2 separate regions of the Homo sapiens genome follow, and region 2 is linked to region 1. A link is a loop called in an ENCODE intact Hi-C map of the cell type or tissue named here. Cell type or tissue: CD14-positive monocyte. All regions are shown on one strand. Links, peaks and the distances in the headings refer to the core of each region. The heading gives the core; the rest is flanking DNA.

The links. A loop is a pair of places that touch in the nucleus more often than their neighbours do. Peaks named below come from ENCODE experiments on the same cell type or tissue, not always from the same donor. Only the 100,000 strongest peaks of a DNase experiment are listed, where the experiment ranks them.
Region 2: a loop joins it to region 1, with 1.9 times the contacts of the local background. A loop is called at or near these places in 2 of 110 quality-filtered maps.

What each region holds. Positions count from the first base shown.
Region 1 is chr15:93,232,767-93,239,502 of GRCh38, forward strand. The region is part of intron 4 of LOC105370982 (a long non-coding RNA gene); the gene reads left to right. Among named protein-coding and RNA genes, the nearest start is that of RGMA, 150 kb to the left of the region's middle. In CD14-positive monocyte, for the core only: no CTCF peak of the experiment used is centred there; DNase peaks (open chromatin) are centred at 3,605 and 4,465; H3K4me3 peaks cover 1,667 bases; H3K27ac peaks cover 2,694 bases.
Region 2 is chr15:93,176,407-93,183,142 of GRCh38, forward strand. No RefSeq gene overlaps it. Among named protein-coding and RNA genes, the nearest start is that of RGMA, 91 kb to the left of the region's middle. RefSeq lists enhancers at 3,530-4,068, 4,069-4,606, 6,158-6,725, 6,726-6,736. In CD14-positive monocyte, for the core only: no CTCF peak of the experiment used is centred there; a DNase peak (open chromatin) is centred at 2,815; H3K4me3 peaks cover 574 bases; H3K27ac peaks cover 1,581 bases.

The DNA.
Region 1 (6,736 bases), core at 1,038-6,037:
TTTCATAACCAACCCAGTGTACCTTGAAGCACAGCTGGTTTTTCAGGCATTTAGAATTTCCTAGTTTTCATTCTAATCTTACTGAATTTTGGGGGGTGGTGGGGGGTGTGGGGGGGCGGGAACACTGATGGGGTAGGGCGAAGAGATACCTGGGCCTGCTCTCAGGCTCAGAATACCAGGGAAATTTCAGTTTTTTTTTTTTTTTTTTTTTTCGCCCAGTAGTCTAGGCTCAAAAACACCCTGTGGTTTCTACAGTGTGGGTGCTGTTCTGTTCCCACCGCTCTGAAAGATGACGGTAACAATGTGGATTTCGACTGCAGTGGGCATTTCTGTGAGACGGCTCCTTTCTCCCACTGAAGCTGCAGTTTGAGATTGGATAATCTTAGGTGTTGGACCCTTGACCGTGCTTTTCATATTTTGAGTCATTTTGTGGAATCTTCTAATGTTAGAGTGTAATGTTTGCCTAACATTGGCTGATTGTCACTGTTTTAACATTGGCTGACTAGACGTGAAACTTTTATCCTCAAAATGGCCCAGTCACGTCTGGTTAAATGTGTAGCATCATTTTTACCTGATAAAAGAAGAAACTATATCTAGAACTGCCAACCTAGAACTCCACAGACTCAAACTAAACAAAATTAAGATAAAAATACATCAGGAGGAGAAGGAAGTAAACACAATATAGAAAATTCAACCAATGTGGCTCAGTTTGTAACCCATCAAATGTCCACCTAACTTCTCTGATACTTCATTCATATCTGGTTTTTAAATATTATAATATTTGCCTTATAAACCTATTATTACTCTTCGAGCAATTTAAACAACTAGCTTGAATATTATTCCTTTGATTTGTTACCTGGGCCTAATGCTTCTAGTGTTTCTTTGGAAGCCAGAAATTACCCATCCTCATCTTCAACCATATCCTTGGGCCCCATAACTCATTCTGATTTTGATTGCTCTGTCATTGACTTTGGATAATAGGCCAATATTCTAGGAATTACTATTATATTTTATTAATCAGAGCCAGGAGAATTTATAGTAGTGAAACCGAAGGATTTGCAAGTGGAGCTCGCATATCTCCTGTAAAATGTGTCTCCATGGGCCAGCCACGTGATGGATGGAGATATCACATGCTCCTTCCCTCCCTTGGCAGCCAGGTGAGCAGCAGCCAGATCCTGTCTCTGGGGACCATTGACTGAGCCTTGCTCAGGGCTTCTCTTAAGGAAAATGTGTGGGAAGGGAGTGTAACATGGAAGACTTACTACGAATGGGGTGGCCACACATACCTGCAGTGGGGTTGTGGTCACAGCTCCAGATATGGTCTGACAAAGGAGAAGGCTATGCACTTTTTGCAATATTTCTCATGATTTTTCCTGATAAAGAAATATTAATACCTACCTGCTTATCATAAGAGATATATTTTGGGCCGGGCACGGTGGCTCACACCCGCAATCCCAGCACTTTGGGAGGCCGAGGCGGGCAGATCACGAGGTCAGGAAATCAAGACCATCCTGGCTAACACGGTGAAACCCCGTCTCTATTAAAAACACAAAAAATTAACTGGGCATGGTGGCGGGCGCCTGTAGTCCCAGCTACTCAGGAGGCTGAGGCAGGAGAATGGTGTGAACCCGGGAGGTGGAGCTTGCAGTGAGCTGAGATCGTGCCACTGCACTCCAGCCTGGGCAACAGAACAAGACTCTGTCTCAAAAAAATAAATAAATTTTAAAAAAAGAGACTTATTTTGGAAGTACTGACAAGTGAAGAATTAAAGAAATGGAGCACTTAGGACGCAACCACACAGCTTATATTTTTACTTATTTCCCTTGCATTATATATTCTTGTGCGGTTTTTTGTTACATAGTTAAATTTATTCTACATATACAATTCTTACACTCTTTTAATACTGCATTGCACATACTCAAATAAGGAAAAATCTTCCTAAATATCATTTTAGACAGCTGCATTAACGTGCTATCAGAGAGTTAAATCAGTGTTTACTTACCTCTCTGCAGATTTACTGCCTTTCAGGAGGGACTCGATCCCCACAGTAGAATCCTTAAAGCATTGGGCTTGCGGAAATGCTATCAACCTCCAGGTTCATCCATCAACTACAGGTCCACCCTTTGCTAGGCTTGTGGCTAAATCTTCGATGTAGCAGTGCATAAAATGGAAGTAATAATAATTAGTGGTGCAGAGTTGCTGTATCATTGAAATAAAATCAGTGCTGTAAAGCATCCGGCACACAGCAAATGCTCTTTAATCAATTGAAGTCAGTTGCACTAGAATTTCAAGTGTCTTCGCGTTTGGTGTTCCTTCTATCTGGAATGCTTTCCCCCTAGAAATCTGTGTAGGACTCTGTTTTGTTACCTTGTTAAAGAAGCTTCCCAGAACACCCAATTCAAAGAGGGATCATACCTCATTCTAACTCTGCTTTATTCCTTATCATAATCCTTATCATTGTCTGGCACATTATTTATATGTTTATCTAGTTACAGCCTGTCTTCTTAATCTAGAATGGAAGCTTTCTGATGCAGGGATTTTAAGTGCTTTGTGCCCTGTCATATCCCCAGCATCTAGAATACCTCTTGGCATGTAGTAGGTGTTTAATGAATGAATAAACTGCTTGGGCACTGGGGGTGAGCTATGCAAAGTCTAGACCTCACACTAGTCTAACCTCTGGGAATGTTGACTCTGGAATCTGGTTTTAAGAATTTTTTTGGGTGGGGCATGGTGGCTTACGTATGTAATCTCTGCACTTTGGGAGGGTGAGATGGGAGGATCGTTTGAGGCCAGGAATTCAGTTTCAGCCTGGGCAACATAATGAGACCCCGTCTCAACAAAGAATTTTAAAAATTAGCCAGGTGTGGTGGCGAGCCCCGGGAGTCCTAGTTACTCAGAAGGCTGAGGTGGGAGGATCGCTTGAGCCCAGGCGTTTGAGTCTGAAGCGAGCTGAGCTTGAATTACTGCCCTACAGCCTGCACAACACAGTGAGACCCTGTCTCAAAAAAAAAAAAAAAAAAAAAAAAAAAAAAAAGTTAGAATTTTCTCCTCTGAGATTTTTATGTCTTCTAAAAATCGTGACCTGCTTTCTTAAGCTGTAGTTCTTTTACCAATTTCATTTTATTGAAACAATCCTTGCAAACTCTGATTACATTTTCCTGTTCTCATTTCAAAATCTACTTGATTCTAAGTGAAGAACAATACTTTAAACAACAATAATGTTACTAACTACAATGGGTTAAACACCCATTGTACTTATTACTACTCAGCTAATTCACTGAAAGATCACAATGACAGGTGAACAGGACTCGTGCGTTTGTTCAGGGCAGTCATTCTGCCTGGCCAAACTGCTTTGACGACACAAAGGAGACAAAATGAGGCAATCCTTGGTGCGTTTCACACAAAGCTCTCCTCCGTCTTCCTCTTTACTCTCGTTCCCTGACCTGCCCCTCCCTTCTTCCTCACCGTTGGTCACTGTAAGCCTTCTCCTGTCTTTTAATTTCTGAAATGGTCAAAACCACTGACAAGGTCCCAGGCCCCAGGATATGTGGACCCAGGCTCAGTGTGGGCTGGACCTGCACGAAAGCTTGGAGCCCATTGGTTGGGGGAACTGACGTGGATCTGGACAGATCCTCCCCACGTAACAGCCTTGTTGCCTTTCCCTGTATTTGCGAAATAGTTGCGCGGGAGAATGTTCCTCATTGTCCTGAGACTTGAGTAAGATAAAGCAACTAAAAACCCTAAGTCAGTGTCTGCTCATCAGAAACATGCAGTGAAAGAAAGCGAGTCCTGTTTTCAAAAACTGACACGTGACTTCCTCGCCTTTCTTCCTCTGGAACGATCCATTGTTGAGGTTGTGTGGTTTCTGTGAGTCTTTGCAAATTCTTTCTGCAAACCTGGGATGAGCCTTGTGCTAGGTGCTGGGGATACAAAGATGTGACTGTGGTCCTTGCTTTGGGACATCCTAGCAATTGTAATACAATGTATTATAAAGTTGTATTTTTGTGTTTACAAGTTTTGGACGCAGACTCAAATCTGACCATTTTGAGTCAATGGGAAAGGGCCAATTTGAAGAATAGCATATTTCAGGGTAATCAGTCTCATTACTTGACATATTCTAGGAAACTCGGGAAGCGCAGATCTGAATTAAATTGAATTTAATCTTCCTTAAGTACATGCTGTAGTTGAAACCAGGTTAACAAGTGTTATCTAATAAAGAGATCCTTGGTGAGAATCAGTTAAGAATGACTGTAATTAGTGATGGTTTATCATTGTCAATTTAAATCCTTGGGTATTCCTAAAGTACTCAGGGATGCTTAAAAACTCTTTGTCTTCTTAAGAGGCTTTAAAACTTTTTCTCTACAATCTTGTTGACACAGTTAATTAACAGTTAGAACAATAGACACAAATCCTTACTTCCCTAATTGTGCTGGGGTAAACCTCAGTCACAGCATAATTCTTTCCAAAATTCCAGTGTGTGAAATGCACGTGAATGAGTGTTGTAGGTCGCCTTAGCGTTGGCTAGTAATGAGCTGAAAAAACACTTACTGTGGCTCACGCCTGTAATCCCAGCACTTTGGGAGGCCGAGGTGGCGGATCACAAGGTCAGGAGATCGAGACCATCCTGGCTAACACTGTGAAACCCCATCTCTACTAAAACTACAAAAAATTAGCCAGGCGCGGTGGCGGGAGCCTATAGTTCCAGCTACTTGGGAGGCTGAGGCAGGAGAATCGCTTGAACCTTAGAGGTGGAAGTTGCAGTGAGCTGAGATCGCACTACTGCACTCCAGCCTGGGAGACAGAGCGAGACTCTGTCCCCCCCAAAAAACAAAACAAAACAAAACAAAAACACAAAAAAACTTACTCCGGGCATCTCCTCCAACTCTCCAATCCTGCTCTACCTGATAGTTTTTGTTTAAAATCTTTCAGATTTCTCTCCCCCTCCCGCCCCCATGGAACTGCTTTTACATGTAACACCTCTGACATGGGATCTTAACCCTGAAATGAGCCATTAACTAGGGAGTTACATATGTTTATATTTTATTTTTTAAGTTCAGGGTGCATGTGCAGGTTTGTTACCTAGGTAAACTTGTATTATGGGAGTTTGTTGTACAGATTATTTCATCACCCAAGTATTAAGCGTAGTACCCATTAGTTATTTTTCCTGATCCTCTCCCTCCTCCCACCCTCCACCCTCCAATAGGCCAAAGTGTGTGTTGTTATCCTCTATGTGTCCATGTGTTCTCATCATTTAGCTCCCACTTATAAGGGAGAATGTGTGGTATTTGGTTTTCTGTTTCTGCGTTCGTTTGCTAAGGTTAATGGCCTCCAGCTCCATCCATGATCCTGCAAAGGACATGATCTCGTTCTTTTTTATGGCTGCATAGTATTCCATGATGTACATGTACCACATTTTCTTTATCCAGTCTACTATTGATGGACATTTAGGTTGATTCCATGTCCTTGTGATTGTGAATAGTGCTGCAATGAACACATGAGTGCACGTGCCTTTATGATATATTATATTCCTTTGGGTATAAACCCAGTAATGGGATTGCTGGGCCAAATGGTATTTCTGTTTTTAGGTTCTGAGGAATCATAGTTCAACCATTTTGGAAGACAGGGAGTTATATTTTTTATGGCCACTGTTCCTGATAAAGGAAGTCAGTATAAGTGTCTTTTCTGTGGATTGGGACTCAAAATAGAAATAGAACTCACAGGCTGAAATATTTATCGTTTGTATGGAACCAGCTGTACATGATGCAAAATCTGTATCATTTGTTCTCACACCGAAATGTGAGTTTACAGCTATGTGGAGGTTTGTTTGGGAGTTTGTTGAAATGCTCTGAAGGGAAGAAGAGAGTGGAGAAAGGGGGACGTTAGGTGGACTGTGGGGTGTCTGAAAGTGTGGCTCTGGGAGCGTTCTAGAAATCTCCAGGGCTGTGGTGGGCACTGCGGCCTGCCCATTTCTCTCTAGGCAGAATTTCATGTTTCTCTTTTTTATGGACATGAGTCAGCTGTGCTGGGATTGGAGAGGGTCTCCCAGACCCCTTTGCCTCTGGGCCGCCAGTTCATTTGGAGCCTTGGCCAGCCCCCCGGGGAGACTCAGCTTTGCTGCAGCTTGCTCTCTCTGTCATCAGGATGGTGAGGAGGAAGGAGGTCCTCACAGTCCAGGAGGTACACCAGATTCTAACGACGTGAATATAAGCCTTGAGTAAACACTCAAAAACAAACAAACAAACAAAAGACAATTGTGAATCAAGGGTGAATTCGCCTTGACTTTTCTTCGCCACCAAATGCACCCAGCTGGGGGGAGGTGCTCAGAGACGAGGAGCCTGGACAGTCCCCAGACTGGACCTGTCTGCAACATCAGCATCATCTGGCTGAACTTGACAGAAGCACAAATTCTGCATTCTTTGGCCCCTCCCCAGACCTACTGCGACAGAAACCCTGGAGTTGAGGCCCCGAACTCTGTGATTTTTAACGAGCCCTTTGGGTGATTCTGTTGTAGCGGAAGTTTGAGAACCGCTGGTTCAGAAGTGTATTAAATCTGGGTTTGCGTATTCCTCTGTCGCGCACTAGCAGTGGAATCTTAGTATCCACGTCTGTGAGGTGGAGAGAATATTCATTCCCTCAACAAATATGTGTTTCACACCTGCTCAGCCCAGATAGTGTGCTCGGCCCTGGGGACACAATACCTGTGAAACCAGGCAGGACCTGACTTCACAGAGCTTAG
Region 2 (6,736 bases), core at 633-5,632, 57 kb before region 1:
CTGTGTTAATATCCGGCTGGAGTAGGCATTGCGGGCAAAGATGAGTTTTCTGCAGCCCTCCTGTGAATTTCCTGACAGAACTTCTCTCTCACCTCCTGTTTGCCTCATCTTAGCTTTCATCTCTTCTTCTTCACTCTGCCTAAGCCCTGGGAGGTAGCCCAGCGCCATCTGAGAAGGTGGTGGGGCACGCAAAGGGCATAGCCTGCGTCTTTTATTTCGCCTCCACCTCCATGACTACGGCCAAGTCATTCACTTCTTGGATCCTCATTTACAAATTGAAAATACTGGTAGCCTTCCTGTCTGTCTTGCAGGGGTGTTTGAAGGACAGGAAGAAATAACAGTAATAAAAGTACTTCTCAGAGAATAAAGTGCTCTTTGAAGGCCAAGGGTTAATAGTTCTTTTGTTATTATTTGTGGTTGTTTCTCAGAAGTGGAGATCACCATCAGCAGCCTGTGGAAAGGAGGCAAGTGGCTCTTCCATATGACCTTGACCTCTATGACCTTGGCCAACTTATTTAAAGCCTGAATATCTTCATCAATAAAACTGGGAAATAGTGAGACCGTTTCCTTGGGCTGATGACTGTATAATGGTAGGCTCAAAGTCAGGATACAAAGCAGGATGTACAATAAGATGTCATCAACCAGTGAGCCAAAGTCAGAGGTGGAGGATGGAAAAAGACTCCATCATTCACAGTGTGGGGTTGATCATAAGATTTTCAAAATACGTTTGACTTTGTATATGTTTTCTAGATTTTCCATAATGCCAACCTACATTTTCCATAAAGCATCACCTTTGACATTGTGAACCCCAAATATCTGAGACAGGTCTCAGTCAATTTAGGAAGTTTATTTTGCCAACATTAAGGACGCATGCCTATGACACAACCTCAGGAGGTCCTGATGACATTTGCCCACGGTGGTCAGGGCACAGCTTGGTTTTATACATGTATTAGACCGTTTTCATGCTGCCGATAAAGACATACCCGAATCTGGGCAATTTATAAAGAAAAAGAGGTTTAAAGGACTCACACAGTTCCACATGGCTGGGGAGGCCTCATAATCATGGAAGGTGAAAGGCATGTCATACATGGTGTCAGGCAAAGAGGGAAATGAGAGCCAAGCCAAAAAGGAAACCCCTTCTAAAACCATCAGATCTCGTGAGACTTATTCACTACCACGAGAACAGTATGGGGGAAACCGGCCCCATGATTCAATCATCTCCCACTGGGTCCCTCCCACAACACTTGAGAACTGTGGGAGCTACAATTCAAGATGAGATTTGGGTGGGGACACAACCAAACCATATGATATACATTTTAGGGAGACATGAGACATCAATCAATATGTGTAAGATGTACATCGGTTCTGTCCAGAAAGGCGGGACAACTCTAGGCAGGGAGGGGCTTCCAGGCCATAGGTAGGTGAGAGACAAATGGTTGCATTCTTTTTTTTTTTTTTTGAGATGGAGTCTCGCTCTGTCGCCCAGGCTGGAGTGCGGTGGTGCAATCTCGGCTTACTGCAAGCTCCGCCTCCTGGGTTCACGCCATTCTCCTGCCTCAGCCTCCCAAGTAGCTGGGACTACAGGCACCCGCCACCACGCCTGGCTAATTTTTTTGTATTTTTTTGGTACAGACGGGGTTTCACCGTTTTAGCCAGGATGGTCTTGATCTCCTGACCTCATGATCCGCCCACCTTGGCCTCCCAAAGTGCTGGGATTACAAGCATGAGCCACGGAGCCCAGTGAAACTCTTTTGAGTTTCTGATGAGCCTTTCCAAAGGAGGCAATCAGATATGCATTTATCTCGGCGAGCAGAGGGATGACTTTGAGTTCTGTCTGTCATTTGTCCAGAAGGAAATTCCTTGTGAGGGAGGTATGTAGCTTTTGAATCTTAGTAGCCATCTTTTTTTTTTAGCAATAGAATGGGAGGCAGGTTTGCCCTAAGCAGTTCCCAGCTTGACTTTATCCTTTGGCTTAGTGATTTTGGGGTCCCAATATTTATTTTCCTTTCACAATGTTTAGAGGATTTAATGAAAAATCAAACTTGTGTCTGTAGCATCTTTCCCAGTCACCAGCCCCTCCCGGAGCCAGCTTGGCGCAACAGGAGTGGACAGGGACAGCCTCTGGGCCGTATTGCCCTGTAGTCTATGGAGCCGCCCTGCTGGAGGGGCTGGGCTGGGCAGCCTCTGCTGGCTGGGGATGGTTTGGGAGTTTTACTCCAAGGCCTGCCACAGAAGGGCAGCTGTCATCCTCTCCCGTGGCTGGAGACATTTAGGCTGCAGCCCTTGGAAGGCTGTGAAATGGACACGACCCTGTGCTGAGTTTCCACCCTGCACAAACATCTTTGGAAGCAGCGCTCGTTTAATTTTCCATGAGTCCTGAGAAGAAGATGTTGCCATCAGCCCTTTGATTTTGCAGATGGCGATCCTGAGACTCAGAGAGGTTAAGCAACTTTCCTATGTCACACAGCTGGTTAGGAACTGAGCTGGGATTTAAACCCAAAGGTCTTCAAAGGTGGGACCCTTTGTGCCAGCAGGAACCTGTTAGGGGAACACTGTGGGAGAGACAGTAAGTAGATTGCACTGGGTGGGGGGCGTTGGGGAAGGAGGGAGTTGAGGGGGAAGGGAGGGAGTATGTGCAGCGGGGAATAGTTATGCAGCCCCCACCTTGATCATATAACAGCAAGAAAGTGTCCCAAGACCCAAGAAGGAAGTTAGCCTAGATCTTATTTTTCAACACAATCTAACAGTGACTTTGTTAAGAAACAGAAATTCAGGGCCTAAGAGGTTGTTGGAACAATGCCAGGTTTCGCTTCCTTTCCCGGGCAGCTCTCCTGCGACGACCTTTGACTTGGGAGGGGCAGGTCGTCCATGAGCACGAGTGACCGGGTCCCTGATGCTTTCCTCGTGGTTACAGCCTCGCCTGCAGGTTCGGGCACTGTGGGGTGGGGCGGGAACGTGGCTGGCACTATGAAGTATCCACCTTTCTGCGGGCTCTGCCGCCTCATCCCTCCAACAGCAAGCCAGGGCTGGTGGCTGTACTGTTCCCTCGTCCCTCACCTAGCATCCCCTTTTTCCAGAGGACGAAAGGTAGGGGAAGCTAAGAAATGATGGCACAGGATTTGAACTCAGGACTATCTGGGCTCACAGCTGATGACGATTCTATACCACCTTACTGTCCTAGGCAGGGCAGGAGCCCCAGACAGGATGGGTAGCCTTTCTGAAGTTAAAATAGTAAAAGGCAAAAAGAGAGCCCTTACCCGAGCATGCAGCTATAAAGGAGCACACAGTTCTCCTCTGGCCCCTCTCCGAGGATGGGTTCTCCGCTTCTGCGAGGCCAGACGCACCGCAGGCATCTGCCTTTGATTAGAACGGGCAGACAGGAAACATACCTGCGGTCCCGGGCCTCTCTCACACTCCAGAAATGCCATTCACAGACAGGGAAGAGGGAGAAAGGATGGGAGGAAGGGAGGAAGGGAAGGAGAACAATCAACAGCTACATGGGAGCGTGCTGGGAGGTAGGATCACCGCGGGAGACAGAAATGGGCCTCAGCCGCAGGTCAGGGTGTGGACACGGAGGCAGCCAGGCCTGATCTGCTGGGGGAACCACACTGGGCCGGGCGTGGAGAGGAGGTTTGCCGTGTGTGCAGCAGCTTGCAGGGAGCCAGCTGCCGAGAGCTGGGGCTGCTGCTTCTGAGCTGAAAGGGAAAGAAGGGTACATCTTTCAGAGCCACTCAGTCCCCCAATCATAGTGCCTGGCTGCGACCTCCCACTGGGCCCATCACAAGTCCTCATGGTTGGGGACGTCAGTGACCTGCAACAGGGTCAGGGAAGAACATCCTGGCCAGGAGTGAGCTAAGGAAGAGATGCACCACAGAGCCCTGGTAAATGCCTGGGAGTGAGAGCCTTACACTCACCATCTCTTTCCTCTCTGCCTGTTGTAGTTAAAAACCACGCTCTTGACTTGCTGATGCTTTGAGCTGCTTGTTGCGGGTGGAGGTGGCTTCCCACGGCTTCTTGCACAGTGTTGGCCCTGACCCACCGTCCCCCAGGCAGGGGGAGACTGCTGTGTTCAAGGGGAGTCCTGGGTGCATGCGGAACAGAATAGGGAGTCCCCACTGGGGCAGGCGCTGGCAGCTCTTCACCGTGTCAGCTCACTCAGCCCTCAGGTCGTCCTATCCTCAGGTGTGACCTGCAATGTACAGGTGCAGAAATGGAGAAGACCTGTGCTGAGTCCCAGAATGACACTGGGCCTGTGGAGGCTGCCAGGAGAGACACTGCCAGGTTCCCACGGCGGAGACACTGGCACTACAGCCCAGAGAGGAGGACACTTTATTAACTTGTCACATCGAGCAAAGGCACTGGTCTCTCCAGTCTCTTGCTGTGCCTTGAAAAGAGGAGAGAATGTGGAATCCGAGGCCTGGGCTGCAACTCTGGCTGCACCAGCTCCCCAGGCAAAGCGGTAACCTGAGATGGGCCACCTCCAAGCATCAGGAAGTGTGGGCAACCGTGGGGAAGAGAAAAATAACAATGCCTGCTGTCCTCACCTTCCAGGCTTGCTTTATGGGCAGAGGGGGTGACAAGTGTCATTCTTTCCTGGGGGCTGCAAACCATGATTCAGGGGTCATGTGCTGAACTGTGTCTCTGCAAAATACGCGCAGTCCTCACCCCTGGTCCCTCGGAATGTGACTGTATTTGAAGATAAGGTCTTCAAGGAGGCAATTAAGCCAGACTGGGGCCCTTAGGATGGGCCTGGTGTCCTTAGGAGAAAAGGAGAGGGCCCAGTGCAGTGGCTCACACCTATAATCCCAGCACTTTGGGAGGCCGAGGCAGGTGGATCACCTGAGGTCAGGAGTTCGAGACCAACCTGGCCAACATGGTGAAACCCTGTCTCTACTAAAAATACAAAAAAAAAAAAAAATTAGCTGGGCGTTATGGTGGGCGCCTATAATCCCAGCTACTTGGGAGGCTGAGGCTGGAGAATCGCTTGAACCCGGGAGGTGGAGGTTGCAGTGAGCTGAGATCATACCATTGCACTCCAGCCTGGGCAACAAGAGCGAAATTCCATCTCAAAAAAAAAAAAAAAAGAAAAGAAAAGAAAAGAAAAGGAGATGAGGATGCGGACACACACAGAGGGAAGACCACGTGAGGACACAGGGAGAAGACAGCCATCAACAAGCCAAAGAGAGTGGCCTCAGAGAAACCAACCCTGCCAACACCTTGTTCTTGGACTCCTAGCTGTCAAAATTATAAGCAAAATACATTTCTGTTGTTTAGGATCACAGACCAGTGCCTGATGCTGTGACTGCGTTGGGCTCCAGACACGGGCAGGAATTGAGAGAAGGGAGCAAAGGTATCCACTGGGGCAGTCAGGAAAGGCTTCGTGGAAGAGGCAGACTCAACTTTGGTTTTCTAATTTACAAAATGGGGATGACAACAATTCGGCTCTCAGAGCTGTCAGGAGGACAAAATGAGGGAATTCATATAAACCACTGCATACAGTACCTGGCTCCAGAGGATGCATTGGTGAATTTCAGCATAATTTCTACCATTATCATTATTGAAGGATGAGGAGATCTGGGGATGGGGAATGAAGTAGCATGGGAAAAGTCAGAAAATAGGGGAGTGGACAGTGAGGAACCCACTGTCCTAGGAAGGGCAGACTTCACATTGCCTGCCCCAGAGAGCGGAGAGAAAGGATGCGTTCGTTTATTGTGTGACATCAGGAGGGTAGTGTTGTTGCTATATTTTTTTTGTCACCTGAGAAGAACTTCTCCCCAAACCAGTTTTAAATACTCCTATCTGATCCATTTCCCTTGTGCCAGAGTCACTCATAAAAACTGTAAGATCTCAAGAAAGCAGTGAAAGATTCAGGCCAGGTCCTCCAATTAGCACAATTGTATGGGGGCAGATCTTCAGTGTCTCCATAGATCCTGTGTTGCAGGTGAAAGCCCTCATTTGGGATCCATCAGACCCATCAGTCTTTTTTTTTTTTTTTTTTTTTTTTTGAGACTGAGTCTCGCTCTGTTGCCCAGGCTGGAGTGCAGTGGTGCAGTCTCGGCTCACTGCAAGCTCCGCCTCCCGGGTTCACGCCATTCATCCTGCCTCAGCATCCCGAGTAACTGGGATTACAGGTGTGTGCCACCACGCCCGGCTAATTTTGTATTTTTAGTAGAGACAGGGTTTCACCATGTTGGCCAGGCTGGTTTCGAACTCCTGACCTCAACTGATCCACCCGCCTCAGCCTCCCAAACTGCTGGGATTACAGGCATGAGCCACCATGACCGGCCCCATCAGTCATTTTCTATGAGGGTCAGAGGCCATGCTTGTTGCAACCTTTTTTCTTTCTCTCTCTCACTCTTTTTTTTTTACTTGTTGCTTGACTGGCCCACTACCAATCTTCCTTCCTTCATTCCACAGTTATTGGTTAATGCTTTTCCTGCACTGGGCCTTTCATCTGTGCTGCGTACTGGGCAGGCAGCAGTGCACAAAGGACATAGCTCCTGTTTCCTGTGGCATTTGTCTTACTTCAGTGTGCAGAGGACTTTGTCTGCCTCCCGGCTACCTCCTCTGGCTGGGCTAATTCCTGTAGAAAGGGAAAGGGGAGCAGCAAGCCTGTCCTGGCCGCCCGTGCTCCCCAGGCTGCAGTGCTGCGTTGCTGAACCTGTGTTCTCTGAAGGTGAGGTTCGCCGTGGGCATCAGTGAGGGAGCCGCAAGAGGAGCTGTGAAAAACCTAACA